2 separate regions of the Homo sapiens genome follow, and region 2 is linked to region 1. Evidence: read pairs that join two places in POLR2A ChIA-PET (ENCODE). Cell type or tissue: Panc1. All regions are shown on one strand. Links, peaks and the distances in the headings refer to the core of each region. The heading gives the core; the rest is flanking DNA.

The links. ChIA-PET counts read pairs that join two places held together with the same protein. Peaks named below come from ENCODE experiments on the same cell type or tissue, not always from the same donor. Only the 100,000 strongest peaks of a DNase experiment are listed, where the experiment ranks them.
Region 2: POLR2A ChIA-PET joins it to region 1 with 5 read pairs; 2 of 35 experiments call an interaction of 5 or more read pairs at or near these places.

What each region holds. Positions count from the first base shown.
Region 1 is chr5:172,428,643-172,444,564 of GRCh38, reverse strand. The region is part of intron 1 of SH3PXD2B (SH3 and PX domains 2B); the gene reads left to right. Among named protein-coding and RNA genes, the nearest start is that of SH3PXD2B, 18 kb to the left of the region's middle. RefSeq lists a silencer at 11,965-12,222 and an enhancer at 12,812-13,312. In Panc1, for the core only: no CTCF peak of the experiment used is centred there; no DNase peak of the experiment used is centred there.
Region 2 is chr5:172,375,054-172,390,975 of GRCh38, reverse strand. It overlaps SH3PXD2B (SH3 and PX domains 2B), which reads left to right. Exons shown (of 13, transcript NM_001017995.3): 5 at 8,849-8,940. Among named protein-coding and RNA genes, the nearest start is that of SH3PXD2B, 72 kb to the left of the region's middle. RefSeq lists an enhancer at 12,713-12,842 and a silencer at 13,143-13,202. In Panc1, for the core only: no CTCF peak of the experiment used is centred there; a DNase peak (open chromatin) is centred at 7,625; H3K27ac peaks cover 7,217 bases.

The DNA.
Region 1 (15,922 bases), core at 4,943-12,942:
ATAGTAATTTTTTATTCTTAACAGTATAGAAGAGCTATCATTTGTCTAAGCGCTTACTATGTGCTCAAGGCTTTTCATGCTTTATGTCTTTGAATCCACATAGCAGCTCTGTGAGATAAGGAGTATTAGTCAGGATTCTGGGATTGCATGTGACAGAAACAGACCTGGCTAACTTAAGCCAAACAGAATGTATTGGAAAGGTGGGGCTGTCAGAATCAGGGGGAAAGCTCAGCACCCAGTCTTGGAAAGAACGTGGGCAGCTGGAGCCATCCAGGGAGTGGGAACTCCAGTAGGTATTAGGACATCACCAGGCAGGCAGCTGATCCATCCATTTTCAGACCTTTTAGCCACTCAAGAGTCCAGATCCAGGAGAGACTCTGACTGGCCCAGCCGGATTACCTGACCCTATGGGCCAGGTGTGAGTGGGATATTAAGATCGACGGTCCCACTGAAATCACTGGTAGTGAGAGGGATAGTTGTGGAAGGAGATTCAGGGCGCTGTTGCTGGGAGAAGGGGGCATGGAGCTTGGACAGGCAAAAACAATACATGTCTGCTACATGGATGCTGTTATTAGCCCATTTCACAAATGTGGAAACTGAGGCTTAGAAAGGTGAAGCAGTTTGCCAGGATCACTTTTGGCTCCCCTGCCTATCACTGACTGGTAATAAGGGGATAGTCACTTTCCCAGCCCCGACCTCCGTCCTGAATGGAAAAGTTGCCTTCAAGCACATAAGCATGGTATTTTCTGTTTTGTTTAATTAAGCAGAATTGCATGGCCCCCCGCCCGCTGTGCTGGCAAAGAAAGCTAGAACCCACGCGTTGGCGTCACCATTTCCTCCTCCTCAGCCAAGGTGTGAATCAGCAGCCTGTGGCTTCAGGCCACTGTTGGCTTCCAGTCAGTTCCACAGATGTGGGTTTATTGTCTGCCCTGGGCCAGGTCTGGCCCAGAGCCAGAGAGAGGCTAAGATGACCAAGCACAGTCTTGTCCTCACAGAGGTCACCATCTGTTCAGAATGCATCTCCATAGGATAAGGGCTGCGACAGGGCCTGGAGTACCCGTTCCTGCTGGGACAGAGAGGTGCACTGTCAGCTGGGTTCAAAAGCAAAGGGGTGTTCAGGGGCTGGGAAAGCTGACTAGCAGTGGGGTTCTTTACATGGGTGGAATTCAGAGGGCCCTTGAACGTAGAAGGGGAAGAATTAAATCTTAATTTTCACTAACCTCCGACTGAAATTTAGCATTGCCTTCTGTGATGAATGAAGGCAGCAACTCGCGGTGATAGTAGTAATACATGTGACTTTGTCACAAATAGCGATTCCCTTATTTTCATCTTACTTGACAGTCGTTGCGTGGATGCCTGGAGAGCATCTATACTCCTTACTATTTCCAAGTTACGGTGTCATTAGACCCACCACGAGGTTCTGTTATTTGTGGTTTTAATAAAAACGTACATATAGTCATAATTTTGTTTTTTGAAACATTTTGATAACTATAATTCAGTATCATTAGTTTCATTTGGGATCTATGTGTTTTACTCATTTTAAATCATTCTGAGAAGGGGTCCGTGGGTTTCCTCAGATGCCAAAGAGATTCATGGCTCCAAAAAAAGATGAAAGACCCCTCTGGGTGGAAGAGGTGGAACTTGGGAGCCAGATGGCATGGGCTGGACCTGGCTCTGCCATGTGTGATCTTGAGTCAGTGACTGAACCTCTCCGTGCTTCAGTTTCCTCTTCTACAGAATGAGGCTAACAAGAGTATCCACTGTGGATTATTCATGTAGAGGGTTTAGAGCCCTTCCTGGCATGTAGAAGTGCTGAATAAATTACCTGTTATTATTATCTTTACCATCATCATCATCATCATTTATCTGACTAGTGATGTGCATTTTGAGTAAGCAACCTCAAATGATGTGACACGGGCCATCTGGAATGACCACATATTAAGAAACAGACTCTAATTAAGGATGTACTCCTTAAAATTTGTAGCTGTTTTCTCCCAAAGATTTATATATTTGGATATTCAGCAGTATGGTAATTTAAACAATGTTCAAAGTAGCCTAAATGTTTATCACTGGAGGCATGATTAAATAAATGATATATATAGCCTTACAATGAACTATAAAGGCATCTTTAAAAGTGGTTTGTCCAAAGGATGTTTGATGAAGTGGAGAAATGACCGCCATCTCATGCAAATGAAAAAAACCAAATCATATATATAGTGTGATCATAATTTTGAAAAATATTTCTATGCATAGGAAAAGGGTCTGAGAAGAAGCATGCCCAAAGCATCATCTCTGATGGTGGAAACATGGACAGTTTTTAAGACCTCTGACCGTGCAGTCAGCCTGTTTGATTCCTAGGTTGAACAAGTTACCCAACCTCCTTGGGCCTTACCTTTCTCCACTGCAGAACGGAAATGATAGGGTAGTGTGACCTCATAGGATTGCTAAGATAGAGCACATTAAGCACATTCTAGACTCTTAAATGTTGTTAGTGATTACGGTAAATTGTCTACATTTTATTTACTACCCAAGTTTTCTCTACAGGAGAGAGGACAGTGTAGGATGGCAAAGAAGTCCACATAGGGCTCACATAGGGACAGGGGCAGGGATTAGTCTCTGGCAGATTAGGAGCCCAACAAGGGAGGGGTCCAGGAGTGGCCAAGGGTACCCACAGAATCTGGCCTTCAGAAACCACATGTGATTTCATGGAGGAATCCCTTCTCCTCCCCTATGACACCCCTAAAAGGTGGCTGTCCCCAGGGTCTGAGAGCATACTCCCTTTACATTCCTATCTAGTTCTCTTCTCCTTGTCCTGACCCCAAGCTCAGCGGGAAGGGAGGATGAGGCTGGATTCGGTTGGGGCATTGTCAAGAAGGTATCCTAGACCAGCCTAGTTGGCCTGTTTCTCGGCAACCCTTCCGTTACCTCACCAGGGTACCCAGCTTTGACGTTGAGGCCCCAGTGGACCAATCCTATCATGACACGTACACATTGAGTTCATCATCGTCTAGGGTGTGAACCCCCCATTTTGTCTTCAGGGCCTGGCCTAGAATAAATGCCCAGCCCAAGTGTGTTTCTTGAACAAAGCCATTAACTGCTTGTACCCTCGCAGTCCCAAGGTCCCATGATTCTAAGGCAACGGCCACTGACGTCCTTGGTGCTGAGACACAATCACATGTGATAACGCCCTGCTGGCCCCAGGCCGAGCAGTCAGTGTGTCATCGTGTTTAAGCTGCAGGCTTTGGAGGCAGCCAGGCCCGAGTACAAACCCTGGCTTTGTCACTTTCCAGTTATATGATTTGGGCCACGTTACTTAACCTCTCAGAACCTCGGTATCTTCTTCGTCTCTAAATGAGGGGGAAGGAGGGTCATTGCTGTGCCTGATACTGAAGTGAAGAGTACTAACTCTTAGTCTAGTTTAGTGGACACAAATGAGATCCTCTAGCCCCTGGGATGCTGTTAGGTTGAACCATATGAAATTGTCAATATTTAACCTATAAAAATGGCAATTTCACTTGGTTCATCGTAATGTTTTAGGATTGATTTGGGCCTGTGGAGCTCACTCTTGCTTACGTGGAAGGGGGTTATAAGCCACCACTGTACCAGGGGTGTTACAGGCACAATCCCATTTATACTTCACAGCAGCCCCCAAGAGACAGGTTCTTAGCACCCCCCTTTTACAGATGGGAAAACTGAGCCTCCTAACTAGCTTCTCTAGGACCCCCACTTAAGTCTTGTAGTTGGGATTGAACCCAGGTCTGTCCAGTTCAGAGTCTGTCGCTTCCACCATTGCTGTCTTGAGACTTGGTTTCCTTTTGCGTGTGGCATGGCCTTGCCTCGCAGCTGGAAGAGCCCTGGACATTCTCTAGGACGCCTCGGCCCGGGACCTGGTGGCTCCCTACTGAGATTCCCCATGATGCAGCCAGTCAGAGCCCCAGTTTCCAGCCCTAAGTGGGAGCTCGGGTTTGAACTGTCTTGACTTCTGCAGTTTTCTGCTCTGACATTTTTGGCTTTGGTTGTGGGGCTGAAAGGTGAGAGGATGACATGTGTCAATTCTCCTTCTGCACTTTGGGGATGTTCTTCCTGAGCTCTCCTGCCCGCTCGTTAAATGCAAGTCCCGACACCTAGACTCCTGATCCAGGCACAGCATCCCCAGGTCTCACCCTTGCCCACAGCCCCATCGAGGCAGGGCCAAAATGGCTGCTGGAGGCAGGAGGTCAGACCTGGGGGATGCAGGGTGGAGTGGCAGAAACCCAGGCGGGTGATTGTGTAGGAGGACGTGCAGGATTGCTACTTTGCCATCTCGACCGCGTGCTCCTTGAAGACAGCTTTGATGCTACTGCCTTGCGCGTAGTGGGTGCTCTTGTTGGCGGCTCCATTCACTCTGGACAGCTCTGTCAACACGAGAGAGGCCCTCACTTGAAATCTTTCACCCAGGTCTGTTTCCTTCATTGCCCAGGCTCCTCTGAGGCCTGGCAGCCTTGGAGATCTCAACAAGCCCTAAGTGCTTGCCCTGGAGACTTTCCTAGAAAGCCAGCCTTCAGGTTGGTTCCGGCTGAGCCTGGGCTCCAGCTGCCAGCACCTCTGCTTGCCATTGGAAAGTTCCCCACGCCGCCTCGGGCCAGATGTGTGTGAGTAGCAGTGCGTGAGCTGGCAGCCAGAGGCCTGGGCTGGAGCTGCACGCCTGGAGCAGCGAGTGTTTCCACCAGCCCAGTGTCTCAGTCGTCGGCAAGAGTGGAGATGCCTGGCCTGGCCAACCCTGGAAATAGTTCCTGCTGCCCATGCCGCTGGATAAGATTCCATGAGTTAGGGGAGCCCAGAGGGTGGGCAGCTGTGTGTGTGTGTGTGTGTGTGTGTGTGTGTGTGTGTGTGCGCGCGCGTGCGCGCACGCACGCACACACATACCTGGTTTTTACAGCTTGACATTCCCGACTTTTCCTCTTAACATATCTCACTTTGCAAGATTTGAGTTGGCCCAAGGAAGATGGCTACTCGGTTGGGGCCTCCAGTGTCTAATCTCCATAATGGGTTATTAGTGATGGCCCTGGAAGCTGTCTGTGACCAGATGGTGTGCCAAGCACCTGACATGCATTAGCGCCTTTAGCCCTCAGCCAACCCTATAAAGTAGGTACTGTTCTCTCCATTTTCCAGGTGTGAAGAAATGGAAACTCAGAGCTGTGAGGTGATTTGCAAAGTCACAGCAGCATCAGGCTATAGAGGCAGGATTCATAGTCAGGTATTCTAAAGCCGATGCCTGTGGTTTTTTTTTGGGGTTTTTTTTTTGTTTTGTTTTTGTTTTTGTTTTTTTTTTTTCTTTTTTTTTTTTCTGTTTTTTCTGTTTCTGTGGCCCAGGCTGGAGTGCAGTGGCGTGATCTTGCCTCACTGCAGCCTCCACCTCCAGGGTTCAAGTGATTCTCCCACCTTAGCCTCCTGAGTAGCTGGGACTACAGGTGCGCACCACCACAGGCCGGCTAATTTTTGTATTTTTAGTAGAGACGGGGTTTCACCACATTGGTCAGGCTGGTCTCGAACTCCCGACCTCAGGTGATCTGCCCGCCTTGGCCTCCCAAAGTGCTGGGATTACAGGCATGAACCACCACACCCTGCCATCTTTTTTTTTTTTTTAATGACATTAAAGCATGATTGTTATTTTTAATTTTTTACTTTACGTGGATGCTGTAAAATTCCCTTTTGTGGTGTAACGCAGTAAAATTTTGTTTTTTGGTGTAGCATGTTATGATGTGCAGGTTCCTGTAACCTCCACTACAGAACAGTTCCAACACCTCAAAGAATTCCCTCAGCTTTACTGTCTCTGACATACAGTGGGATGAGGCATTCCCCCTGGAGTTTAAATCACTCCTGGGTATTCTGTTTTTTGCCATTACCTCTTCAGAGAAACTCTGGGGTGGAACGTGGACTTCCCTTTTTGGGTTGGGTCCCATGCCTGCATTCCCTCTGTGACAAAGCCAGCTCTGTTTCTGGTACCCTTGGCAATAGAGCTGTTCATTCAGCTATTTCACGAGCATTGTTACTCTCTGGACACAGAGAGCCTTGAGTGAGGTCACCTTGGTTTTTGACTGTGTGGCCCTGTTTCGGCTTTTTGTCTCTTTTACCGGGCATTTCCTGAGAGCTCATTGTCGCCAGGCACTGGGGGGACCATGGTGAATAGACAAACCCGGCCCTGCCCCAAGGGCCCCCAGGGCAGTGGGGGTGCAGTAATGCAAAGAGACCAGCACCCCTAGAGGAACAGGTTCTGAGAGAGGGTGGCCCTAGCCCTGTGGGAACTCAGAGAGTGGGAGCTAGACTGAGACTTGGGGTGTCCAGGAAGGCTTCCAAGGAGAGGTGACTTCTAGGCTGATGCTGGAGAAATGAAGAGGAGCTGAGCAGGGCAGGGAGAGGAAATGTTCCCGCCAGAGGCAGTGGCAGGCATTGAGTCCTGGAGGCAAGAGAAAGCCAGCCAGGCTGGAGCAGAGGAGGGGCAGACTGCACAGGCCCCTAAGCCCCACGTTGTGCCTGTGTGGTGTGTTTTCTTTCTCGATTGAGGCCCTTCGAGCAGAGCTTGGTGCACAGTAGGTCTCTGTGTATATGCCAAATGAATGAATGAATGAGCTGAAGAGTTTGAGGCAGGGGGAGAGAGATCAGATTCCCACTTTGGAGGCTACTCCTCTCCCCCTACTCCTGCCGCCATTTCCCCATTTGGCACACCTCTGCACACAGGGATAAGCGGAGCCCTCAGCTCAACCAGCCACCTGAGCCTTCGCTGCGTGCCCTGTGGACAGAGTGCAGTAGGAACACAGCCCTAAGTGTCTCATCTGACGCAAGACACCACAAGCACTTGTATTTTGGCCCTAATCCAAGCATTCACTTAATTGAAAAAATTGGGGGAAAAAAATATTGGCAGCCTGCCACCTCCAGTGTGTCACTTGCTGCAGAGCCTGAGCTTGGTGATTCCTGGCGCTGACGTGGGGACCGGAAAGCTCTGGCCTGGGGCCAGGAGACCCAAGGCCTTGGGATGCTGGGAGAAGAAAGTGAAGAGGCTTTGGAGGCTGGCAGGGCTGGGATTGGATCTCATGTCACCCACTTCCCAGCCTCTCGACCTCAGGCGCAGCATGGCTCTGTGCCTCGGTTTCCTCCTCTCCCCCTTCAGCACTTCTGGTGGTGATGCTGCCCTGGGGTGTTGGGAAATCAAACAAACTTTGGGTGCTGCAGTTCCAAAAAGAGGTTGGAGGTGCTGACCTATATAGGCCAGATGTTGGACACAAAGCTGGGGACAGTCAACAGATCAGAACCAAAGGGAACCCAGGGTCTCCACGAAGCGTGGCAGAGTCGGGTTTCCCATTAGTCAAGCCCGTGGAGCTCCATCCGACCGCCCTGCCCTCTCCTCGCTCTCCATCTCTCCCTTGCCCTTGTTGCTTTCCCTTCCCCAGCACCCACGAGGACCATACTTATCCACCTTGGGCCTGTGTGACCAAGACAGCATATTCCCAGAGCAAGCCATCTGCAACCCAGCCAGTCACTAACTCCCAAGCTCTTCCCAGGATCTGCCACCTGGGAACCCAGCCAGTGTGGGAGCTTGATGGAGGGAATCCAACCCCCTTCTTAACAGCTAGCTGCCTTCTGAAACTGGGGTCTGTGGATTCCTAGGGACCTTCGGACATAGTCCTGAACCCTTCTCTACAGGAAATGAATTCACCTGGATCTTGAAGCCAGCACTACTCCTCGAGCCCAGAGCTGCATGTGCTTTGGCATTTAAGCTTGCTCTGGCTGTAGAGCAGGACGGCTTTAGCAATCACAGCCTGATGACCCGCTGCAGAAGCTGTGTAGCCTGTGAGCGGAAGCCCTAGCCCCTCCGTGCACTGCATGAGAGACAGCATATTTGCTCCCTTCATCTCCACAGGCTTCTACTGTTTCGTAGGTATGAGAAACAGCAGTCTGGAGCAGAGGGCCCGCATTCTCAGCACCTCCCGATGGTAGCCCTGGCTTCTGGTTCCAGCTTTCCTCCCTGCTGGCTACAGGACCTTGGGCAAGTCCCTTTCCCCTCTGGCCTCATGTCCCTAACTATAGAACAAAGGATAGTCTAGAAGAGGGTTTTCAAATGTTTTAAAGGCCTGGAACCCTTTGTTGTCTGCCTGAAGCAGGCAGAATAGGGCTGTGGCCGGTGAAGGAGCCCGGGCCCTGTATAGAGGCAGTTCTGGTGATGATTTGGCTGCAGGCTGCTGGGTTATACCCTGTAGCATACACAGAAGAGCCAAAAGTGGCACTGCGCTATGGAAACTGGGGTGGATGGCCCAAAAGCCCACCCACGGGGCCTCTCCAGGATCCTGGGGCTTCTTGGAGGCCAGTTTCACTGCTGGCCTGAGTCACTTCTAAGAGCCCTCCAGATTAAAGCTCTCTGGGCAAGTCTCTTATGTAAGAGGCCCATAGGGGCACAAGGAACCTGCAAGGAAATTCAGACACTGTCATGGAAGCAGAAAGAGTCCACAGCTGAGAGTGTAACCCTAAGCAAGTCACTGCACCTCTTGGCCAGCACCTCCCTATCTTCATTTGTAAAATGGAGGGATTGATCTAGACCAGGGATGCCAAGTAGGTAGCGCCCATCTCACTAGCCCTCAGCCCCTGCCCCTGGCAGACATTGCTAATGGACCACAGGGTTCTGTCTTGCGGATGCTGCTTTCTCACAGCCCCTGCAAGGAAACAGCCCCGGCCCCATTTGTGCCTTCTCTTGAGATGTTGTCTTCAGTCACCCAATTTGTTCCTGGCTATCCACCAGGCTTGCAGAGCCAGGAGAGGGCTCTGACTTCAGAAAGGTTATAGCTGTTGATCTATAAAAAAACAAAACTTGGCTGTGCGTGATGGCTCGCACCTATAATTCCAGCACTTTGGGAGGCCGAGGCAGGTAGATCGCTTGAGGCCAGGAGTTCCAGACCATGCTGGTCAGCATACTGAGATCCCATCTCTACAAAAAAATTTGTTTATTAGCCAGGCATGGTGGTGCATGCCTGTAATTCCACCTACTCAGGAGGCTGAGGCTGGAGAATTGTTTGAGCCTGGGAATTCGAGGCTGCTGTGATTACACCACTGTACTCCAACCTGGATGACAGAGGGAGCAAGACCCTGTCTCAAACAAACAAACAAACAAATACCTCCAGATACAGTGAGAATGGCAAGGAATTCCACTAACACAGGACCATCCTCATTCTCAATCTTACCAGCACCATCATAATTTTTGACATATCCACAAACTCCCTACAGTATATATTCCTAATACAGTATTCTTCAAATTGACTCACATTTTTACTTAAATTACTTTTAAATGGAAATTTTAGCTGTCTACTATACCTGGGGAAAACCAGTAGTAGCACTTGCTAAAAATAGAAGGAAATGAAATTCAAAAGAAAGAGAAAAATCAATGTGTTAAGTTCTTCCTGGCTAGTGTCGCCTGTTCTGAGGTCTTCTGTGCCTTCTTTAAGAAAGGAGACCTGCTGTGTGTGGTGGCTCACGTCTGTAATCCCAGCACTTTGGGAAGCCAAGGAGGGTGGATTGCCTGAGCTCAGAAGTTTGAGACCAGCCTGAGCAACATGGCGAAACCCCATCTCTACCAAAAATACAAAAAATTAGCTGGGCATGGTGGTGCATGCCTGTAATCCCAGCTACTTGGGAGACTGAGGCATGAGAATCACTTGAACCTGGGAGGTGGAGGTTGCAATGAGCCGAGATCGTGCCACTGCACTCCATCCTGGGCAAGAGAACGAGACTCTGTCTGAAAAAAAAAAAAAAAAAAACCATTGGCCATTGCATCCCAGGACCAAAATGTAATAACTTTGTCATGGGACCAGTGCGGCAGCCCCAGCCCTTGTAATTAATGCCAGCCAGGAATTTCAGCTGGATTCTTTGACAACCCTAAAAACCCCACCAAATAGATTTGTAAAGGAAAGTAAGACTGGAGGACATTCCCCCATGCCTCAGAGATTTTACTAGCAGGGCAAAAACTTTTTACCTTGTTTTCCAGTTCACATGGTGAACACTTGGGAGCTCACAGAGCTCCGGAGGCAGGGGAAGCAGGGCGGCAGCTGTTTCACATCATCCGACCCTGGGGACAGCGTATCGATGGAGTTCTGGGGCCTTTCTAAGAGCTACAGCCCCTTGCAGAGATCTGGGCCAGTGGGTCGGCAAGGATGAGGATGTCAGCTAACCCAGGGGTGCCGGGGGCTTGCAGAGGTATCTTGGCCTGTTTATAGCCTGGCCCTGTTGTTTGTCAAGAGCCTCTAAGCTTGATACTGGCTTAAATCTTTTTATATTTTATTGATACATAATATTTGTCCATTTTCATGGGACATTTATGATATTTTGTTGCATGCATAGAGGGTGTAATGATCAAGTCAGGGCATTTGGGGTATCCGTCCCCTCAAATATTTGTCATTTCTATGTGTTGAGAGCATTTCAAGTCCTCTCTTCTAGCCATTTTGAAATACACAATACACTGTTGTTAACTATAGTTAGTCTACTCTGCTATTGATTGTTAGCACTTTATTCATGGAAGAGCTGACCCCTTGGCTGTTACTGCTTGGAAATGGTGCCCAAATTCTTGCATGCTTAATGGGGGCCCTCTGGACACTGGGAGTCCCCATCCCCTTAGACTGGAGTTAGACCCCGCGAGGAGGTGAAGGGTTGGGCAACATTCAGTGAACATTTGCCCTCAAGTCCCACCATGAGCAGAGATTCCAACCAACCAACATGGATTCCTTTCTAGAGATCTCTCCATTTCTGGAGAGCTTAGCTTGCAAGGTAGGATGGACCTTATCTCTATTTTTCAGATAACAGAGAGGCTGTAAGAGGTCAAGGACTTAACCTCACTCCCATAGTAAGTTCCGGGTTGGGGCCCATCTGCTGGCTTCCCGGCCGGTGAGCCAGTGTTCTCCCACCCCCACTCTGGGCATCCCTGTGCCATCGGCTGGGCTGGCACCCGGCAGGGGCTCCTTGGTGGCCCTAGGACTGAGCCAGGGTAACGGAGAAGATGCTGGCCTGGGGTTCAAGACAAGAAAGTGCCCCACAGACAGGTTTCTTTCAGTGCTCCTAGAAAGCGACATCTTTTTTTCTGATTGTAAAAGAAAATAAAGTGTAAAAAATCTGGAATATACAAGCATCAAGAACAGAATTTTTAAAGTCCCCCATATTCATACCACCCCAAAGCGAACCACTGACATATATATGCTTGGTCATGTGTCATTTAACAACAGGGATAGTTCTGAGAAATGTGTTGCTAGGCAGTTTCATCACGTGAATATCACAGTGTGTACTTACACAAACCTAGATGGTATAGTCTACTACACACCTAGGCTCTGTGGTATAGCTCACGGCTCCTGGGCTACAAACCTGTACACTGTGTTACTGTACTGAATACTGTAGGCAATTGTAACACAATGGTGAGTATTTGACTAGAATATACAAATACTCACCATTGTGTTACATAGAAAAGGTTTTGTAAAAATACTGTGTTATAATCTTACGGAACCACTGTTGTATATGTGGTCTGTCATTGGAAAACGTTAGGTGGTGCGTAACTGTGTGTGTGTGTGTACAGACACACAAACGCACATACATTTAGATATGGTACAGTCAATTCTTCCCCCCCCCCCCCCTTTTTTTTTTGAGACAGACAGAGTTTCACTCTTGTTGACCAGGCTGGAGTGCAAAGCACAACCTCAGCTCACTACAATCTCCGCCTCGCAGATTCAAGTGATTCTTCTCCCTCAGCCTCCCGCGTAGCTGGAATTACAGGCATGCACCACCATGCCTGGCTAATTTTTGTATTATTAGTAGAAACGGAGGTTCACCAGCCAGGCTGGTCTTGAACTCCTAACCTCAGGTGATCCATCTGCCTCGGCCTGCCAAAATGCTGGGATTACAGGCGGACCGCACCCAGCCAGTCAATCCTCATTATTCATAGATTTCATGTTTGCGAATTTGCCTACTTGCTAAAATTTATTTGTAACTCAAAAGCGATACTCGAAGCACTTTTGTGGGCATTTTCGGACATGGGCACGTGCAGAGCGGTGAAAAATTTGCGTCACCCAACGTGCACGTTCCCAGCTGAGGTTGAATGAGCGACACTCCCCCCTCATTTCAGCTCCCATACTCTTAACAAGAATCCTTGTCCTAGTCTATGAGTGCTGCATTTGTACATTTCTGTGCTTTTTGTTGATTTTGCTGTTTAGTATGGCCCACAAATGCTGTGCTAACATGCTGTCTGGTGAGCCTAAACGCAAGATGGCTGTGATGTGCCTATGGAGAAGCTTCATTCAGGCACGAGTTGCAGTGCTGTTGACTCTGAGTTCAGCGTTGATGAATTAACCATGCATATTAAATAAGGTTGTTTATTTCTTTGTTTGTTTGAGACAGAGTCTCACTCTGTTGTCCAGGCTGGAGGGCAGTAGCACAATCTCAGCTCACTACAACCTCCACCTCCCAGGTTCAAGCGATTCTCCTGCCTCAGCCTCTCCAGTAGCTGGGATTACAGGCGCCCACCCGCCTGGGTGATTTTTGTATTTTTAGTAGAGATGGGGTTTCACCATGTTGGCCAGGCTGGTCTCGAACCCCTGACCTCAGGTGATCCGCTCACCTTGGCCTCTCAAAGTGCTAGGACTACACGCGTGATCTAGGATTACGAGCCACTGCGCCCGGCCTAAATAAGGTATCTTTAAAGAGAAACACACACGCAACAAAGTTATGTATTGATCACTTGACAAAAACAAAACATAGGCTCGAAAGACCCTAACCCTGTATTTCTCCTAGAGTATTTGCTAAATCAGTGTTCTCAGTGACTTTACAGAACGTAACTACCGCAAACAATGAGCATCAGCTGTGTGTGTGTGTGCAATGGGTGTCTGTGTATATAAACACCCACACGCATTTATATACAGTTGATATCATTACAGAATTTTTTTGAGATTGAGATTACATTGTTTTAGCTTGTTCTTTTTACCTAAGATAATGCCTGAACTTTTCCCCTGTAATTCATGGAATTGTTTTAGTTGCACAAAAACCCTCATCATGCCAAAAGGAGAATTAGCTGAAAGGCCCAGGCCCCTGTTGTGCGTCATAGTAGCCTCCGGTGGGCGGGCAGGCCTGGGAAGCAGGAACTGGAATACTACCCGAAGCCAAGCCAGGCTCTCCCCGTCGCTCTTCTCCCCACACCTCTCCTTCACTTATCCTCTCTGCAGACCTAGTGTTTGGAGCACGGCTCCGGGTTGCAGCTCTTCTGGATGGAGCTGGCATGCTCAGGGCTGATCCCAGATTTCTGAGAAAGAAAGAACCTGATTGGCCGGGCTTGGATCACGTGATGGTGTCCATGAGCCAGTCAGCTGTGGCCATGGGGGTTAGGCAGAACAGGTGGTTACAGCCTGGGCGCGGTGGCTCACGCCTGTAATCCCAGCACTTTGGGAGGCCGAGGTGGGTGGGTCACCTGAGACCAGAAGTTCGAGACCAGCCTTGGGAACATGGTGAAACCCCGTCTCTATTAAAAATACAAAAATTAGCCAGGAGTGGTGATGGGCGCCTGTAATCCCAGCTACTTGGGAGGCTGAAGAATGAGAATCGCTTGAACCCGGGATGTGGAGGTTGCGTTGAGCCGAGATCGCACCACTGCACTCCAGCCTGAGTGACAGAACGAGACTCCATCTCAAAAGAAAAAAAAAAAGAAAGAAAGAACAGGTGGTTACTTCTCAAGTGGGGCGTTGGCCAGGGGTTTGGTTTTCTTTCCTGCCTTTTCAAAGTGGTCAAGTTTAAGAAAAGTGGCTTTTGGAGGCCCTGGCACAGGTTGGTCCTCAGAGGAAGAGGGTTATTCTGGCCCAGGCCACAAAACACCTAACACCATCCATGAGCAGTGTCACTCTTCCTCTCAATGTCAGCTCCTGGCAAGGTCCGGCTGACCTAGGACAGTTCTCAACCATAAGTGGAGGAGGAAAGCCAGGAAAGATGAAGCCTGGGCGCCAGTCAGGCTCTCAAGTGTGTGGCAGTTGGCATTTGGGTCAGATAATGGCTCCCTTCCATTCAGACTGAGGCCCAGGGTGGGTGGGGGTGTCAGGGCCTTCCCCACAGGCACCCATGGGGAGGGACAAAGCCCTGACTCTGGAAGCTGGGAAACCTGTGCCCCAGGCTCAGGCACAGTGGGCCTGTGTTCCCAGGACTATGGGGGCCATCCCCCTGCACCCCTGTGGGACCCAGAGAACAGAAAGGACAGGTGGAGAGGGCAGAGCCCAGGGAGATGGGTGTGGGCTGGAGAGAGGTGGGACGGGCTGTGGGAAGTTCATTTGTAGGGAGAAGGAGCAGGGACAAGGGTTCCCTCACCTTTGTGACCTTCTGCTCACAATGATGCTGCTGCTGACAGTTTCTCTTTATGGAACATTTACCATATCCAGGCACCAAGCGAAAGAATCTACATGCATGTTCTCATTTCATCCTCGCCCCAACTTTGCAGTTAGTAGTATTGCAGACCTCATTTTTTACAAATGAGGAAACTGAGTCATGGGGGTTAAGCCACTTTCCCAAGAGCACAAAGCTAGTTGAGAAGGAAGCAGGATATAAATCGAGGCCATTGTGACCCTAGAACTCCACAGCCTCGCAGAACAGTAGGATGATGTACTGGTCACTCTGACAGTTAGGAGGGTGAGCAGACATCTCCCTGCTGGCCCATGCTCCAGCTGCAGCCAAGCTGGGGCATGGCATGGCAGGATTAGAGGTGACCTAGGTTAGAGTCCCTGCTCTGCACGTCATAGCTGTGCAACTGTAGGCACTGTACTTCTGAGCCTCCGTCCTTTGCTGGGAAAACATGGGAAGTGTTAGCCTGGCCTGCTGGCTCGGGGATTTGGAAGAGACCAAGTTCAGCCATCTACCCACCTGCAAAAGGATCCTGGCTCAGCACACCCCACCCCAATTCCTCCCACCCTCCCTTCACCACCAGTTTGGCTTCTCGCTGACTTAGAGGAAGTGAGGAAACCCGGGACTTCTGTTCCTGGTGAAACTGGGTTTGCAATCAGGTTGGAGAGTCTGGACTTGGTTAGATCACACAGGCCCTGCTGCTGAGATTGTGTAAGAAGAGATTTAAAGGGTAGATGATTCCGGCTCAAATCCTGTCTGGGAACAGAAGAAAACCTCCGTGACTCTCTAACCCCAGTTGTGGTTTCTGTGCTTCCTTGTTCCTTAAGCAGTCCCAGCTGCTCCCCCAAAACATGTTGCTCCCAAGGGGCGGGGGTGTTTGCAGATTGTGGTGAAGCAGCACAGGGGACAGAGAGGAAAAGCAAGGGGGCAGGACCACCTCAGCAACATGGCCAGGGTCCCTTTCTACAGACCAAAGGCCTGCCAAGGAGAAGCACTCCTCTCTGTGAGGGCTTGGCCTCCTGGCATCTCATTTTCTTCCCCATTTATTCACGAAGCCTAGATTTTTCCACCCTGCCCAGTGCTGGGCATACAGCAGTCCATTAACAAGACAGGCCAGGTCCTTGCTCGCGTGAAACTTAGAACCCAGCAGGAAATCAGACACTTGAGCAATTTCAGTAAAGCGTTCATTGGCTTTGTGATGGGAAAGTGGGTGCTAAGGAGTCCTATAGCAGGGGCACCCAACCTCATACTGGTGGGCAGGGAGCGGTCACAGAGGGCTTTCTGGAGGCAGTAGCATCTGAGCTGTGCCCTGCTAGTTGACTTGTAGAACATTGCCCATTCCAGATCTGTCTGCTTCCTTATGATGTCATTTATCTTGTTCCTCTGCCTCCTATATTTGTTGTAAATTAGAACCTAGGTCAAGAGCTCGAGCTCAAGTTAAACATTGTTGGCAACAATACCAACAGCAGATTGTGTATACTTCACATTGCATCACCTGGAGGGCCACACAGTAACTGGATTGTCCCTCTATCCATGAGGCTAGGTT
Region 2 (15,922 bases), core at 3,333-11,332, 52 kb after region 1:
CAGCTACTCAGGAGGCTGAGGCAGGAGAATCGCTTGAACCCGGGAAGTGGAGATTGCGGTGAGCCGAGATCGTGTCATTGCACTCCATCCTGGGCAACAAGGGCAAAACTCTGTCACACACACACACACACACACACACACACACACACACACACACACAAAAGACGGGAAGCTACTTTGGAAGACAGTTTGGCAGTTTCCTCAAAAGTTAAACTTGTCATATGACCACTCTTAGGTATATACTCAAGCGAATTGAAAACTTGTGTCCACACAAAGACTTGGCTGCAAATGTTCATGGCAACATTAATTCATAATAGCCAACAACTGGAAGTGATCCACAAGTTCATCAGCTGGTGCATGGATACACAAAATGTGTAATATCCATACAATAGACATATCTTTTTATTTGGCAATAAAAGGCACTGGGAGCGTGCCACAGTGGCTTGAGCCTGCACTCCCAGGACACAGAAGGCTGAGGCAGGAGGATTGCTTGAGTCCAGGAGTTGGAGGCTGCCATGAGCCTTGATAGTGCTACTGTACTCCAGCCTGGGTGACAGAGCAAGACTCCAGCTCTAAATAAATAAATTAAGCAATGAAACACTGGTAAATGCTACAAGCTGGATGAATCTCCAAAGCATAATGCTAAGTGAAAGAAGCCAGATGTGTACAACTACATATTGTATGATTCTGTTTATATGAAATCTGCAGAAAAGGCAAATTTATGGAGGCAAAAAGCAGATCAGTGGTTTCCCAGACCTGGGGGTGGTAGAAGAAACAGAGATGACCTGTAAATTAGGTTGGGGGACATTTTTGAAGTGATGGAAAAGTTTTGAAACTAGATTGTGGTGATTGCTGCACAACTCTGTAATTTACCAAATAACATTGATATTGTGCACTTATAATGGGTAAATTTTATGGTATGTAATTTATGCCACGGTAAATCTGTTAAAAAGTATTAGTCCAGGCGCAGTGGCTCATGCCTGTAATCCCAGCAGTTTGGGAGGCTAAGGTGGGAAGACTGCTTCAGGCCAGGAGTTTGAGACCAGCCTGGGCAACATAGTGAGACCCCCATCTCTACAAAAAAAGTGTTGAACAGAAGGGGGCAGTGTGGGGACAGATGATCCCTCTCTTGGCAGGAGATATCAAAGAAGGTCAGAAAACCTCTCCTGATTGGCATCTGCTCTTTGCCAGATGGGACCTTGTCTTATCTCTCCAACCACTTTGAGGAGTAGGCTTTATTTTTATTATTTTGAGACAAGGTCTTGCTCTATCTCCCAGGCTGGATACAGTAGGGTGACCTTGGTTCACTGCAACCTCAGTCTCCTAGGCTCAAGTGATCCTCCCACCTCAGCCTCCTGAGTAGCTGGAACTACCAGCACATACCAATTTTTTTTTTTTTTTTTTTTTGGTAGAGATGAGGTTTCACCATGTTGTCCAGGCTGGTCTCGAATTCCTAGGCAGGAGTAAGTTTTATTATTCCCATTGTGTAGATGAGGAGGTGGAGGCCCAACAAAGTTACTTACAATAAGATTTTAGGTTTGAGTGTTAGAGAGTTGGACTCAAGCCTTTTACACCTCCACACTCACATACCACTTATGGCCTCTAAGAAAGTAAAAATGCAAGGCCGGGCATGGTGGCTCATGCCTGTAATTCCAGCATTTTGGGAGGCCAAAGCAGGCAGATCACGAGGTCAGGAGTTTGAGACCAGCCTGACCAATGTGGTGAAACCCCATCTCTACTAAAAATATAAAAATTATCCAGGTGTGGTGGTCGGCACCTGTAATCCCAGCTACTCAGGAGGCTGAGGCAGGAGAATTGCTTGAACCCAGAAGGCAGAGGTTGCAGTGAGCCAAGATCATGCCATTACACTCCAGCCTGGGTGACACAGTGAGACTCAGTCTCAAAAAAAAAAAAAAAAGAAAAAGTAAAAATGCAAAAGGCCAAGATATTCAAATGTGTGTTTCTTAGAGCCAGATAAACCCAGACTCTTCTGTCTTCTAAGTACCTGATGACAAAGGAAGGGCCAGGGCTAAGGGGCAGCCATCAGCGCTGCTGTTGCCTCCCAGCCCTCAGAAGAAGGTTCAGCTCTTCCTTGTCACTTTCCAAACCTCTAGAGCCTGAAATTCCAATTCTGGAGATGATCTTCTTTTGTCCAGGCCCTGCTGGCAAGGACTATAGGGTCACCTTGCCTAGCCGGGAAGTTCCAGTTCATAACTTCCCCAGAATCTGTTGTCCCTCAGCCCAAATCAGCCTATTCTGCTTCTTGCCCAGCCCACCTGACTTCTCTCCAGAGTCAGACTTTCCTTGCACCCAGGGCTTCACCAACTCCTGGACTTTTGGTTTTGAAAAGGAAATTTAAAATCCGAGAGTAATACAGGATAGCAGCAGCCTGATGCTTGAAATGGTACAGAGATAATGAATTCACTTGGACTAACCACAGGGAGGGAACTGCTTATGTTAAATGAGCCACGGGGAAGTTACTACCCCCTGCTATTAATGAAACATAATAAATAGAGTGGATATTTGGAGTTTTTTGGCCAGATTTCCTGGGCTCAGCTTCAAGGGAACTGATGAAATGATCCCTTTCTTTTATAGACTACATAGGCTGTTACATGACATTTGGGTATCTGTTACTGACATTGTTGTGAACCAACTGAAGCCAATTTGATCTATCATAACTAGCTTTATTTTAGTAGAAAATGAAGGTCTCTAATAGAGATAGATGAGAGCTATAGATGATACCCCAAATTTAGCTACCAAGTTTATATTACAATGGAAGAAACTTTCTGCTCTACCAGACCTATTGTAAAGTTACAGTAGTTAACATAGTGCAGTATTAGCACACGGATAGACAGACTCTTGAAACAAATAGAAAACCCAGAAACAGATCCATGTGTATTTGGATGGGCACTGTGATACTGACAAAGGCAGCCTTGCAGATCATTCCTCAATAAATGGGTATCCACATGGGAAAAAAACAAAAAAGATAACTTATCCCTGCCTCACACCACACATGAAATCATTTCCAAGAAAATTAAAGACATAAATGTAAGAGGCAATATTACAAAATGTTTTAGGAGATAACATTAGGAAAATATATTTATAATCTCTAGGTATAGGATTTCTAAAGATACAAAAAGGATACCAAGCACAAAAAGATTGGTTTATTTGAATACATTAAATTTAAGAACTTCTGTTCATCAAAAGACACAATGAAAATATGACTTAGCTGAATCCTGTCACACATACAAGTATTTATTATCAAGCCACCTCATAAATAGCCACTCAAGTTTTTCTGGAAGCTCCTTGAAATCCCAGTTGTCTGTCTGACATCTCTTTGCATGAATGATTCCTCAAGGCAGATGCAACCACATTCTAGAGGCAGGATCAGCTCATCCTAACCGTGGTCTGACAGTAAAATCCTCAAGAAGAGGCTGAACCCTAAATCCTAGACCCAGGGCCCCGTTCTGAAGGGTGTACGGTACTGGGCTCACCAGGTTCTGTTTGTGCAAGGGCCAGAGTGTCTGAGAATATTTCTAGGAACATTTCACCAGTAGAAAACAAAAATTCTAACAACAGTTAAGCTAATGAATAAAGGCTGTGGCATTGATCCACAATGAAGACAGCTAAAGCCCTGAAGCAGCCTTTTCTGAAGTGTGGACTTCTGATTAGAGTCTTTCACTTGCACCAGTGTTCATTCTCAATGAGGGGACTTCAGGTAGTAACTAAGCATCATACGGTGTAGCTTAAATGGAACACACATGCAAACATACACACTTGTGAGTGTGTGTGCCCATGCTGTAGTATTTTAAACTATGGGCAACATAACAGTAGTATTTACCAGGCTCCAGTCACTTGAGACTTCCCTTCTGGAATTCTGTCATACACCACCCACCTATATTATTATTCATATTTTTCTTCAACTCACTTTTTGAACTTCTTCAGATTATGAGACTGGCTTGCTGCCTACTGTGCTGAGGGCTTCCTGACTTTTTGAACTTCTGAAAACAATATGTCTTCGAGAAAACTTTATATCACAACCATAACATAAAACTGGTATCAGCTCACGCCTGTAATCCCAACACTTTGGAAGGCCGAGGCAGGTGGATCGCTTGAGCCCAGCAGTTTGAGACCGGCCTGGGCAACGTGGTGAAACCCTGTTTCTACTAAAAAGACAAAAATTAGCCAGGCGTGGTGGTGCACGCCTGTAACCCCAGCTACTCAGGAGGCTGAGGTGGGAGGATCTCGAGCCCAGGAGGTGGAGACTGCAGTGAGCTGAGATCCCACCCCGTGCTACAGCCTGGGCCACAGAGCCAGACCCTGTCTCAAAAACAAGCAAACAAACAAAACAAAACAAATGGGTATCATGTGCCTGCCATAAAAATAAAAACAATAAAACAACAACAACAACAGAAAACGTTTTTAAATCTGGCTAACTGCTGTTACCTGCCTACCGGAGGCTCTGCAGAGCCCGTCCTGCTCTCAGGAAGCAAGTTAGACAAGTGTTACTTCTCTGGGGCATTCTTTTTTAAATTAAAGAGGGTTGAAAGAGAATTGAGAAAACATGAACCTTCTCCCTAGCCAAGATATTGTCATTTAACATAATCATCTGGCTGCCTCTGAAATCGCCTTTGGAAACACTATATTCTTGTACCTGGGACAGTATAGAGAGCCAACAGGGTTATCCAGTGTCCATCAAGCAGCTAATATATGATGGAAACCATACAACCACTTCCTCACTTATTCTATAGCACAGCCCTCCAAGATGGGTGTTCTTTATTTCCGCTTTACAGATGAGTAGACTGAGGCTCAGAGAGGCAGTGAGACTTGGCCAGAATCTCACAGCCAGGAAGTGACGAGGCCAGAGTCAGGAGCTGGTTCTCTCTGACCTTTATTGTTACCCTCTGCAAGCAGGACTTGCTCTCCTCTCTCGTGCCTGCATCAGCCACATCTGTCCAAAGCGCCAGGATCCGTTCCAGAACAGGACTGAGTTTGCTGGAGCTGTGGTTCTTTGTCACTACTGACAGGACTTAGGACTATCCTGGAGTCTTTCAGAAGCAGAATGGTTTCTCCAGCCCCGGGTCATTTTTTACTGGTAGCCAAGTCCATCCCAAATGAAATGGGCCAACATCAAAGCATTCAGCCCTGCCTTTTATTAGTAACTTGACTTCTTTTATGGTTTAGGGGTTTGGTTTGGCTTTTACTTCCTAGGCATAGCTCAAAACCAGAAGAGAACTTGGCATCATCAGGAGGTTTCCATGGGCCTCGTTGTCCCTTCCCCTTCTGGTCCATTTGGGGCCTCTGCCCATCCTGGGAGGCCCCCTCCAGGCAGAGACAGTGACCACCTCCAGGGGCCATTCCCCACACCCACCCAAGTCTCCTCTAGCAGAGACACATGGCCAGCTCCGGGCTGTTGCCTCGTGTTATTTAGGGTCTCCCCAGCACTGTCTAGGCACGTAGGGAAGGTGAAGGAGGAACAGCTGCCACCCTGCCGCCTTTTGTGGATTTAAGGTAGAGGTTTGCAGTCAGCCTTTCCTGGACTCTCTAGACCAAGCCACCTCAACAGAGCCTCCATTTCCCCATCTCTTAAATGGGCCAGCCTTCCCAGGGTTACATAAAGTGACACAGATGAACACGTTTCAGGAGCCTCCCAGTGCTAAGCCAAGGTCGAGGAGTGCTGTTATTGTAGTCTTGGGGGGAAGCCACAAGATATTTGCACACAAAGCAGCCAGGACACACCACAGTCCAGCATATAATCAGCTCCTTCATTATGTGGCTCCAACTGCAAGGGCTGCAGGATTTCAGAGGAAAAAGAGGCCCATGGGGAGGGGGGAGCAGACAGCAGCTCATCCAGGCCAGGAGAATGACCACTCACTGCTTGGAACCAGAAAAAGAAGGGGGACCAGAAACAGGAGGTGAGGGAGGGAAGGGCCTGCTCCTGTCTCTGGGACTCCCTGATTCAACTCTGGAAACAGTCCTTAAGGATTTGCTGCAGAGCAGGAGCTACTTAAAGGCTAATTTTAAAAATCGGTGAGCCCTTTAGTCACCCCTCAGAAGGGTGGAAGGGTGGACAGTGACCAGGGAAGGTGCCCTACTAGACCATCCACGTCCCTCATGATGTGTTTATCCATTTTGAGTCTGGAGCAGATTGCAGCTCGGGGACTTAAAGTTAGAGCCTGATTCAAAGTAATGTAGGGTTGGCAACCCAAGTGTCCATCGACAGGTGAATGATAAGCAAAATGCGGTGTATCCAGACAATGGAATATTACTCAGCCTTTAAAAGGAAGGAAGTGTTTACGCCTGCTGCAAGCATGAACCTTGAATGGATGAGCATGCTAAATGACATCAGCCAGACTCAAAAAGACAAACACTGTATGATTCCACTTATATGAGCTACCTGGAATCATCAATCCCTAGAGACAGAAGTAGAATGGTGGTTGCTGGGGGAGGGTGGAAGGGTAGTTGTTGTTTAATGGGTACAGAGTTTCAGTTTTGCAAGATGAATAGAGTTCTGTGGATGGATGGCGGTGCTGGTAGCACAGCAGTGTGAATGCATTAAATACTTAATGCACCGTACGGTACACTTGAAAATGGGTAAGATGGTAAGCTTTTTACTGTGTGTATTTTACCACAATTTAATTTTTTTAATGGGAGAAATAATTGTGTAGGGTCAACATATCCCCAAAGCCCTGTAAAAGGTGCCACACTGGAGGCCTCCATTCATCTCTCCGTTGGTCCACGAGAGCCCAGTACTGCTGCAGCGTCGGCACATCACTTTGGGAGTTGGGTGGTGAGCTATTAAGGGCTGGTTATATAGAAAATGCAAGACACAGGCCGGGCGCAGTGGCTCACGCCTGTAATCCCAGCACTTTGGGAGCCGAGGTGGGTGGATCACGAGGTCAGGAGATCGAGACTATCCTGGCCAACATGGTGAAACCCCATCTCTACTAAAATATAAAAAATTAGCCGGGTGGGGTGGCGTGCGCCTGTAATCCCAGCTACTAGGGAGGCTGAGGCTGGGGAATCACTTGAACCCGGGAGGCAGAGGTTGCAGTGTGCTAAGATAGCACCACAGCACTCCAGCCTGGTGACAGAGCAAGACTCTGTCTCAAAAAAAAAAAAAGAAAGAAAGAAAGGAAATGCAAGACACATCTCTTCTATCCCCAGACCCCAGAGACTCAGGCTCAGCATGGTGAGAAGGCTCATGAGAGGCACCAGGGAACTGAGGCCCTCTAGGAGAGAACAGAGTCCAGCCTCATGCAGAGCACGCACTGCTTGGGCAGCTTGGCTGGCAGAATCACCTGTGCAATTCATGCATATGCACACGTGTTCTCTGCACAGGTGTGTGCAACAAAATGTATGCGTGAACCACCTGAACCACCCTCAGATCTGCATCCTCATTACCCTGGTCCAGGGCCCGGGCCAAAGGAGGCTTAAGTAAATATTTGTTAAACTGAGCTGTTTATTCATGATGGCCATGTCTGAGTTTCGGATCCTTCAACGAGCAGAGTGTACCCTGCACTTCTGTTGTATTTGGCACAGAAACTAGTGCAGTGCTGAGCACAAAGAAAATTTTTGCTCATTGAATCATTGAATGAATACCTGTTAGTAGATAAACCAGCTTTGTGGAGGTTAGTAAATAAACCAGCATTGTGGAGGGCTACACAGCCAGTGAGTCACTGGGGCAGATTAATGTGGAATTTGGCCAGTGGAAGATCTGTTTCAACCCCTCATCAACTTGGAGACTTTGAACCTCTATCCAAATCATAAAACAGTCCCTTCACTTTAATGCTTCAGATTCGTGAGTTAAGACATATATGTGAGCATGTTGGAAATAACCTAAAGATTCACCAGTAGACGAGTTGAATAAAGTATGACACAGCTGTACAAAATCCAGTATCCAGTATAGATGATGTTATAGAAGAATAATGAAATGAGCCAGGTGCAGTGGCTCAAACACCTGTAATCCCAGCACTTTGGGAGGCTGAAGTGGGTGGATCACTTGAGGCCGGGAGTTCGAGACCAGCCTGGCCAACATGCCGAAACCCTGTCTCTACTAAAAATACAAAAAAAAAAAAAATTAGCCAGGCATGGTAGCACATGCCTATAATCCCAGCTACTCAGGAGACTAGGGCACAAAAATCGCTTGAACCCAGGAGGCAGAGGTTGTGGTGAGCCGAGGCTGCACCACTGCACTCCAGCCTGAGTGACAGAGCAAGATCCTGTCTCAACATAAATAAATAAGAATAATGAAATGGCATGAAGTTGACAATTTATAGCTAAGTGAAAGCATAGGTTTACTAAATAGCATGTACAGTATGGTCTGATTTTGCCTAAATATGGACATATTACTTGAACAAATATGCCTATAATATATGCGTGTATATCATACATTGTGTGTGTGTGTGTGTGTGTGTGTTGTTCTCCAAACCAGCAGCATCACCAGGAAACTTTTTTAGAAATGCACATCCTCAGCCCCCTCCGCAGAACTACTGGATCAGAAACTCGGGTGGGGCTCCACGATCTGTGTTTTAATAAGCCCTCCAAGTGATTCTGGTGCCTTCCCGAGTCTGAGAGCCACTGGTGGTATATGGCATTCCTAACACCCGTCTCCTTCCTTTGCTTTTTGGGTTTGCTTTTGTGTTTGTATGTGTGTGTGTTTGAGACAGTCTCGCTCTGTCACCCAGTCTGGAGTGCAGTGGCGCGATCTCAGCTCACTGCAACCTCCGCCTCCCAGGTTCAAACAATTATCTTGCCTCAGCCTCCCGAGTAGCTGGGATTATAGGCGCGTGCCACCATGCTCAGCCCCCTCTCCTCCTTTGCACTCACCTGCGTCTCTCTTCTCCAGGCCCTCATCCAGCTGCCCCCCTACATCTCTCAGTGTGATGAGGTGCTGCAGTTCTTTGAGACAAGACCTGAGGACCTGAATCCCCCCAAAGAGTAAGTTTGTTTGTGGGCTTCCCCAGATGGAGCCCCACAGCCCTCCCTCCTGCCAGTCCAGCCACCCCCAAGTAAAGCAAAGTGCAGCCAAAAGTGGGTTTCGTCGGCTGAGCCCCTGTGAGACCGCACTTCACTTAGCCTTCAGAGTTGCTGTAAGTGGGTAGCGATCGTCCGTTTGACAGGTGAAGGAAACTGGCTGAGTGCCACTCCTGTCATCCCATCATACTCTCCACCTGCCCACAGCACTTATCGAGGTGTGTCGGAACTGAGCAGGCTGAGCCCGTGAGGCAGGGGCTGAGCCGTAGATTCATCTAGCTTCTGTCCACAGAGGTGGAGGTGGGTGTGCTCGGGAACTGCCAGGGATGTGAATGCGGGAGCAACCCAAACCAACGAAGACCCCACTGCCGGTGAGCAACGGGGCCGGGATTTCATCCTGACCAGCCAGGCTCCGAAGCTCTCCAAAATGCCCACCACAGCCCTGCCTCCCTGTCACTTCTCCCTGCAGTGGACAGGCCACTTGCCCAGACGCCTGTCGCTACACAGCCAGCAGCCCCAGCCACACAGTGCACACCACATAAAACTCTAGCACCGCCTGCTTACCCGCACTTACGCACCAACACTCTGGCCGGCCCGGGTGCTTTGGGGAAAGCAGGAAGGGATCTGGCTAACGGAGAAATAGCAGTGGGGAAAAGAGATCAGCCCAAGGTGCTGGGAGTGTCCTGGGGTCACAGGAGCAAGAGCGGGCAGAGTTTGGGGTCCGTCTGGGCTCATTCGAGAAGGGCTGAAAAGTACCAGCCAGGCTCTGTTCCAGAAGTAGATGCTGCTGCTCTTGGCGCTGCGTTCGCTGGATGCCCCAGGCAGCAGCCGTAACCAAGGCTGAGTTTGCTGAGCAGCCAGCGTGGCGGGCAGTGTGCCAAGCACTGTATGTGTATCAAGAGAGAAAGACACATGCTCCCTTTTGGAAATGATCTGCTGGAATCACAAAAATTTTTTAAATAGACTTGTGAGGAGAAAGCATGAAAGTGTTTTAACAAGTGAAGTCAGGCCATTTATATTTATACACACACACAGCGACCTCCAAAATCGAGTTCACAGACTTCCGAGTACACCACTCAGGACTGATGGTTTGCTAGCACACAGATGAGTAGACCTAAGTTTCTGCAATAAATATATCCCAATATGCACCATTTCCTGTGACGAGCACGGAGCGAGTAAACACAGCTTCTCATAGTGAGCGCACAGAAGTGCGTGGTTTTGGAGTGAAGGGAGACTGTAAGAGGCAACAGTAAACCTTTGAATCGGATGTCACAAGGGAATGCCTTACCAACACGGGAGCCAAGACACAGTTTCATAAATTTGAAAATAATCATAAAGATACAGAATAATATAAATCTGATAATTTGGGGTGTTTCGCTCGTGCTGGCTAATGTTTTTGTTCTTAGTGTCTTTGGCGTTGGTGTCTGGTAAGCATTTCCCAATTTGTGTCGCCATCATGAAATATGGGGAAATAGTCTCAAAGCACCTTTGTCTCCAGTCCTCCTGGGCTTACAGGATTGAACTGCCATTCAGGCTCATAGCCTCTGGCTTCACTTATAATTTCTACACAAGGTAAATCAAAGGATACAGAGCTTATTGTGTTCCCTTTCCACTTCATTTTCTCACGAAACTGCCCAATAAAAACTGTCATTCCCTCACGCCTGTAATCCCAGCACTTTAGGAGGCCGAGGCGGAAGGATTGCTTGAGCACAGGAGTTCAAGACCAGCCTGAGCAACATAGTCAGATCCTGTCTCTACTAAAAATAAAAAAAAAATTAGCCGGGCATAGTGGTACGTGCCTGTAGTCCCAGATACTCAGGAAGCTGAGATGGGAGAATTGCTCGGGCCAAGGAGGTTGAGGCTGCAGTGAGCAGTGATCGCCGCCACTGCACTCCAGCCTGGGTGACAGAGGGAGCCTCTGTCTCAAAAACAAAAACAAAAAAACCTGTCATTCCTCTCTTACAGATGAGGAAGCTGAGGTTCAGAATAATAAAAGGGACTTTTAACAAAATGATAATGAAAGAGAGGCACAGTTTGGAAGAGGTGAAGGTGAATTTTCCCCAGGTCAGCCTGAGTCTGAACCTAAGCTCAGTCCCACACAAGAGGCTCACTTGATAGAAAAGAGCCTGAGTTTGGAATCTAGTACACCCAGGTTCGAATCCTGCCTCTGCCACTCCTGGGCTTTGTGGCCATGGGCCTCCCTCACTTTGCTTCTGGGCTTCCACTTGCTCTATTGTGAAATGGGAGTAGCTGTACTTTGTAGGGTAATGTTGAGGACTGAGTGACTGCCACAGGGAAAAATTCTAAGACTTTGCCAGCTGCTCAGGAAGTGGCGGCTCATGGTAGTGCCCCTCTTGGAATGACCAGACATTGTTGTCTTTATTCCAGCGCTGTCTCTTAAGAGTTGATCAAGATGCCCAGCCTGATATACCCTCAGCAGGGAAAATTGCCTGACTACTGTCTTAGTCTGTTCCACCTGCTATGACAAAAATATCACAGACTGGGTGGCTTAAACAAAAATGTATTTCTCACTTTCTGGAGGCTGGAAATCCAAGATCAAGGTGCCAGCTATTTCAGTGCCTGGTGAAGGCCACTTCCTGGTTTGCAGATGTGTCCCCACATGGGAGAGAGAGAGAGAGAGAAAGCCAGCTCTCTTATGTCTCTTCTTTTTTTTTTTTTTTTTTTTAATTTTTTGTAGAGACAGGGTCTGGCTATGTTGTCCAGGCTGGTCTGAAACTCCTGGGCTCAAGCGATCCTCTTACCTTTGTGTCTTCTCATAAAGGCGCTAATCCTATCCGGGGGGCTCCACGTTTATGACCTAATTACCCCTAAAGCCTCCATCTCCAAGCACCATCACACTGGGGTTAGTGTTTCAATATATGAATTCAGTTTATAGAAGCCACTTTCCTTTTTTTTTTTTTTTTTTTTTTGAGACAGAGTCTTGCTCTATCACCCAGGTTGGAGTGCAGTGGCGCGATCTTGGCTCACTGCAAGCTCCGCCTCCCAGGTTCACACCATTCTCCTGCCTCAGCCTCCCAAGTAGCTGGGACTACAGGCGCCCGCCACCATGCCCGGCTAATTTTTTGTATTTTTAGTAGAGACGGGGTTTCACCGTGTTAGCCAGGATGGTCTCGATCTCCTGGCCTCGTGATCCACCTGTCTTGGCCTCCCAAAGTGCTGGGATTACAGGCATGAGCCACCATGCCCGGCCTATAGGAGCCACTTTCAAGCTGGGTAAGATTGGGCAGGTTTTTCTGCCCCTTGCCTCAGTCTCCTCTTATGTAAGATGGGCCTGATGACACCTCCCTCACAGAATTGCTTGGGGAATCAAATGAGAAGATGTGGAGAAAATCACTTGGAACTGCTCTACAGACCATATTGCCCAAGGGCAGAGGAAGGAGCAGACAGCAGCCACGAGGGTAGTATTGGCATTGGTGTGCATTCCTTGGGCCCCTGGATTCAATGATAGCCAGATTTTCTTCTACTTTAACTTTGGGGAGCATCTTGGACCACTTAGAGAATCCAAGTTTAACTTTGGGGAGCATCATGGACCACTTAGAGATTCCAACAAAAGCTTTCTTCCCTCTTCCTGGAAGAGCACCTGCAGTTTCAGGAGGTCCTTATTTGTGCAGAATCCTGTACATGGACCTGAGGTGAAGAAGCCCCGCGCTGGCGGCCCTTCCCAGTGTTAGTGCTGGGATGCCTCTGCCCTCTCCCTGGCAAGGGTGGTTGCAGTGGCCCCAGCCTCTGAGCAAGCATCAGACCAACTTAGACACACAGAGGGGAGAGGGCCAGGCCAGGGGCAGCTGCTGTGCTTGGGAGGAGTCTGGTCATCTTCATTCAAGAAGGAAGGACACTCGGGGACAAAGGGTGTGAGCCAGCCCTCGAGAGGAGGTGGGAAGTCCCGGAGGCTGCATGGTGGCTTTGTGGTACTCTCTGGCTTCCTCTCTTTGGTGGCAGAGGCAGCCTCACTAGCTTGCTGGCTTGGGCTTGTAGAAATAGCGCAGGACAGGAGCTCTCAGCCCATGCTGCATCCAGCCAAGGGCACTGGCATTGTTCATTCATCAGCCAGATAGGGAGGGCCTGCTGACTTTCACAGTGGTGGGAAAAGCTGTGTGAACATGTGGGTACACAGGCACCCATGCATACACAAATAGAACATCCACTGAAAATACAAAACACAGCCCAGACTGTACCAAAGAAAGCACCAAGTAACAGCTGAGATAAGCTAGCATGCTTATCTCATATCTTATATACGTCCATCATGCTGGAGTATATGTATCTGGTTCTGAGAGCCTTCCTGAAAAGAAAGGGAAGGTTCAAATCTCTTTGTCCCTTCCCAGCTGTGTGACCTTGGACAAATGACTTGACTTCTCTGAGCTTATTTTCTCATCAGTAAAGCGGGCGTCACTACCCTGGCTCACAGCTTGGTTGTGAGGACTAAGCAAGACCCTGCCCATAAAGGATGGTGTCTGGCACAGGGCAGGTGCTTACCTAGTGATGCCTTCCTGTCTTTAAGCCAGGATTTGAAAAGGAAGGAAGGTGGTTGCCAAGGGCCCAAGGGATGGTTCTGGGGCCACAGCAGGCAGTCTCAGCTGGGTCCTGGTTGTTGGTTTAGGGATGGTGAACTTGAGGGTTATACCCATTGGGGTTGGTCTGTTGGTCAGGATCCTGAAGGTCAACCCATGTTAGGGCTTGACATGGACTTTGGGCGTCTTTCCTAGCCAGCTGGTGCTATTGGAGGAGGGTTTTGGCCGCCATGAGTAGGAAAACTTGGGAACACCCCAAGCATGTCACACCAAGAAGATGACCCACCTGCTTGAGCAAACGCATGCTGTGGCTGCCTGAACCCAAGAGTCCCCTGCCGCCCCCACTCCTCTGCTCTGGCTGGGACAGTGGAAGCAGGGGTGCATGGCTCAGCAGGAGCCCGGGTCTTAAGCCCAGACCACGGCTCAGGTCGCAGGCCTGGATGGCAACTCTGGCAGCTGGTGCTTTCTGTAGAAGCAGCCTGGTGGAACCTTCGTTAGTGTGTCTTGATGCAGCAGCCAAGAGGGGAGCTTCAGTCACTGGATGGTCCAGGTGGTGGTCAGGAGAGTGGGCTCCAGCCAGACTTCCTGGGTTCCAGTCCTGGGCCTGGTACCTCACCTCTCTGGGCGTCAGTATCTTCATCTGCAAAATGGAGTAACCCTCAAAGGGATGTATGCGGACGCAGTGAGGCAGTCCAAGTGTAGCTTTCTGACCAGGACCCAGTGAGTGCCAGTGAAGGTGAGCTAGGACATTCCACTCTGACCCTCACCCTTCTCTGCATGGGCGCTGTGAAGGTCAACCTCAGTGATGTTATCCCTGGAGGGAGGACATCACCACCAGCCCAGCCCGACCTGGCCAGACTCTGCTGCGCCTCCCAGACATACAGGAGGACTGTAGCCCCTGCTCTTGGGCTTGGCTCCCTCACTGCTCTCTCCCAGGTTGCTCTGAAGCATTATTACATGGTGGTTAAAAACCCAGACACATTGAGTAGACATTTCTCCAAAGAAAATGCACAAATAGCCAGTAAGCATATGAGAAGATCCTGGCATCATTATCCATCAGGAAATGCAAATCCAAGCTACAGTGAAATATCATTAGATCCAATTCACACCCACTAGAATGGCTGTAATCAAGAAGATAGATAGGCCAGGCATGGTGGCTCATACGTGTAATCCCAGCAGTTTGAGAGGCCAAAGCGGGCAAATCACCTGAGGTCAGGACTTCAAGACCAGCCTGGCCAACATAGCAAAACCCCGTCTCTACTAAAAATACAAAAAGAGCCAGGCGTGGTGGTGGGCGTCTATAATCCCAGCTACATGGGAGGCTGAGGCAGGAGAATCGTTTGAACCTGGGAGGCAGAGGTTGCAGTGAGCCAAGATCACACCACTGCACTCCAGCCTGCGCAACAGAGTGAGACTCCACCTCAAAAAAAAAAAAAAAAAGAAGATACATGACAAGTATTGTCAAGGATATGAAGAGGTTGGAACCTTCATACGTTGCTGGTGGGAATATAAAATGGTGCAGTCACTGTGGACATCTGTGTGGCACTTCCTCAAGAAGTTAAACCTGGAGTTACCATATGACCTAGCAATTCCCCTCTTAGGTATATAACCAAGAGAAATAAAAATACATGTCCATACAAAAACTTGTACACAGATGTTCACAGAAACATTATTCAAAATAGCCAAAGAGTGGAAACAACCCAAATGTCAAGCAACTTAGTGAGGAGTAAACAAATTGTGGTTTATCCAGACAATGGAGTATTACTTAGCAACAAAAAGGAATGAAGTGCTGATACATACCATAACACAGATGAACCTCAAAGACATTATGCCAAATGAAAGAAGCCAGACACAAAAGGCCACACATTATATGATTCTATTTATATGAAACATCCAGAATAGGCAAATCGTTAGAGACAGCAAGCAGGATTTGTGGTTGCCAAGGCCTGGAGGAGGGGGAATGGGAAGTGACTAATAACAGGTATAGGGCTTCTTTTTGGAGTGATGAAAGTGGTCTGGTGATGGTTGGACAACCTTGTGAATATACTAAAAACCAGTAAATTGTATACCTTAAAAGGATGGGTTTTGTTTGTTTGTTTTGTTTTGTTTTTGAGACAGAGTCTCGGTCTGTCTCCCAGGCTGGAGTGCAGTGGCATGATCTCGGCTCACTGCAGCCTCCACCTCCCAGGTTCAAGCGATTCTCCTGCCTCAGCCTCCTGAGTAGCTGGGATTACAGGTGCCCACCACCACACCTGGCTCATTTTTGTATTTTTAGTAGAGATGAGGTTTTGCCATGTTGGCCAGGCTGGTCTCCAACTCCTGACCTCAGGTGATCTGCCTGCCCCAGGCCTCCCAAAGTGCTGGGATTACAGGCGTGAACCACCGCTCCTGGCCTAAAGGATGAGTTTTATGGTTTG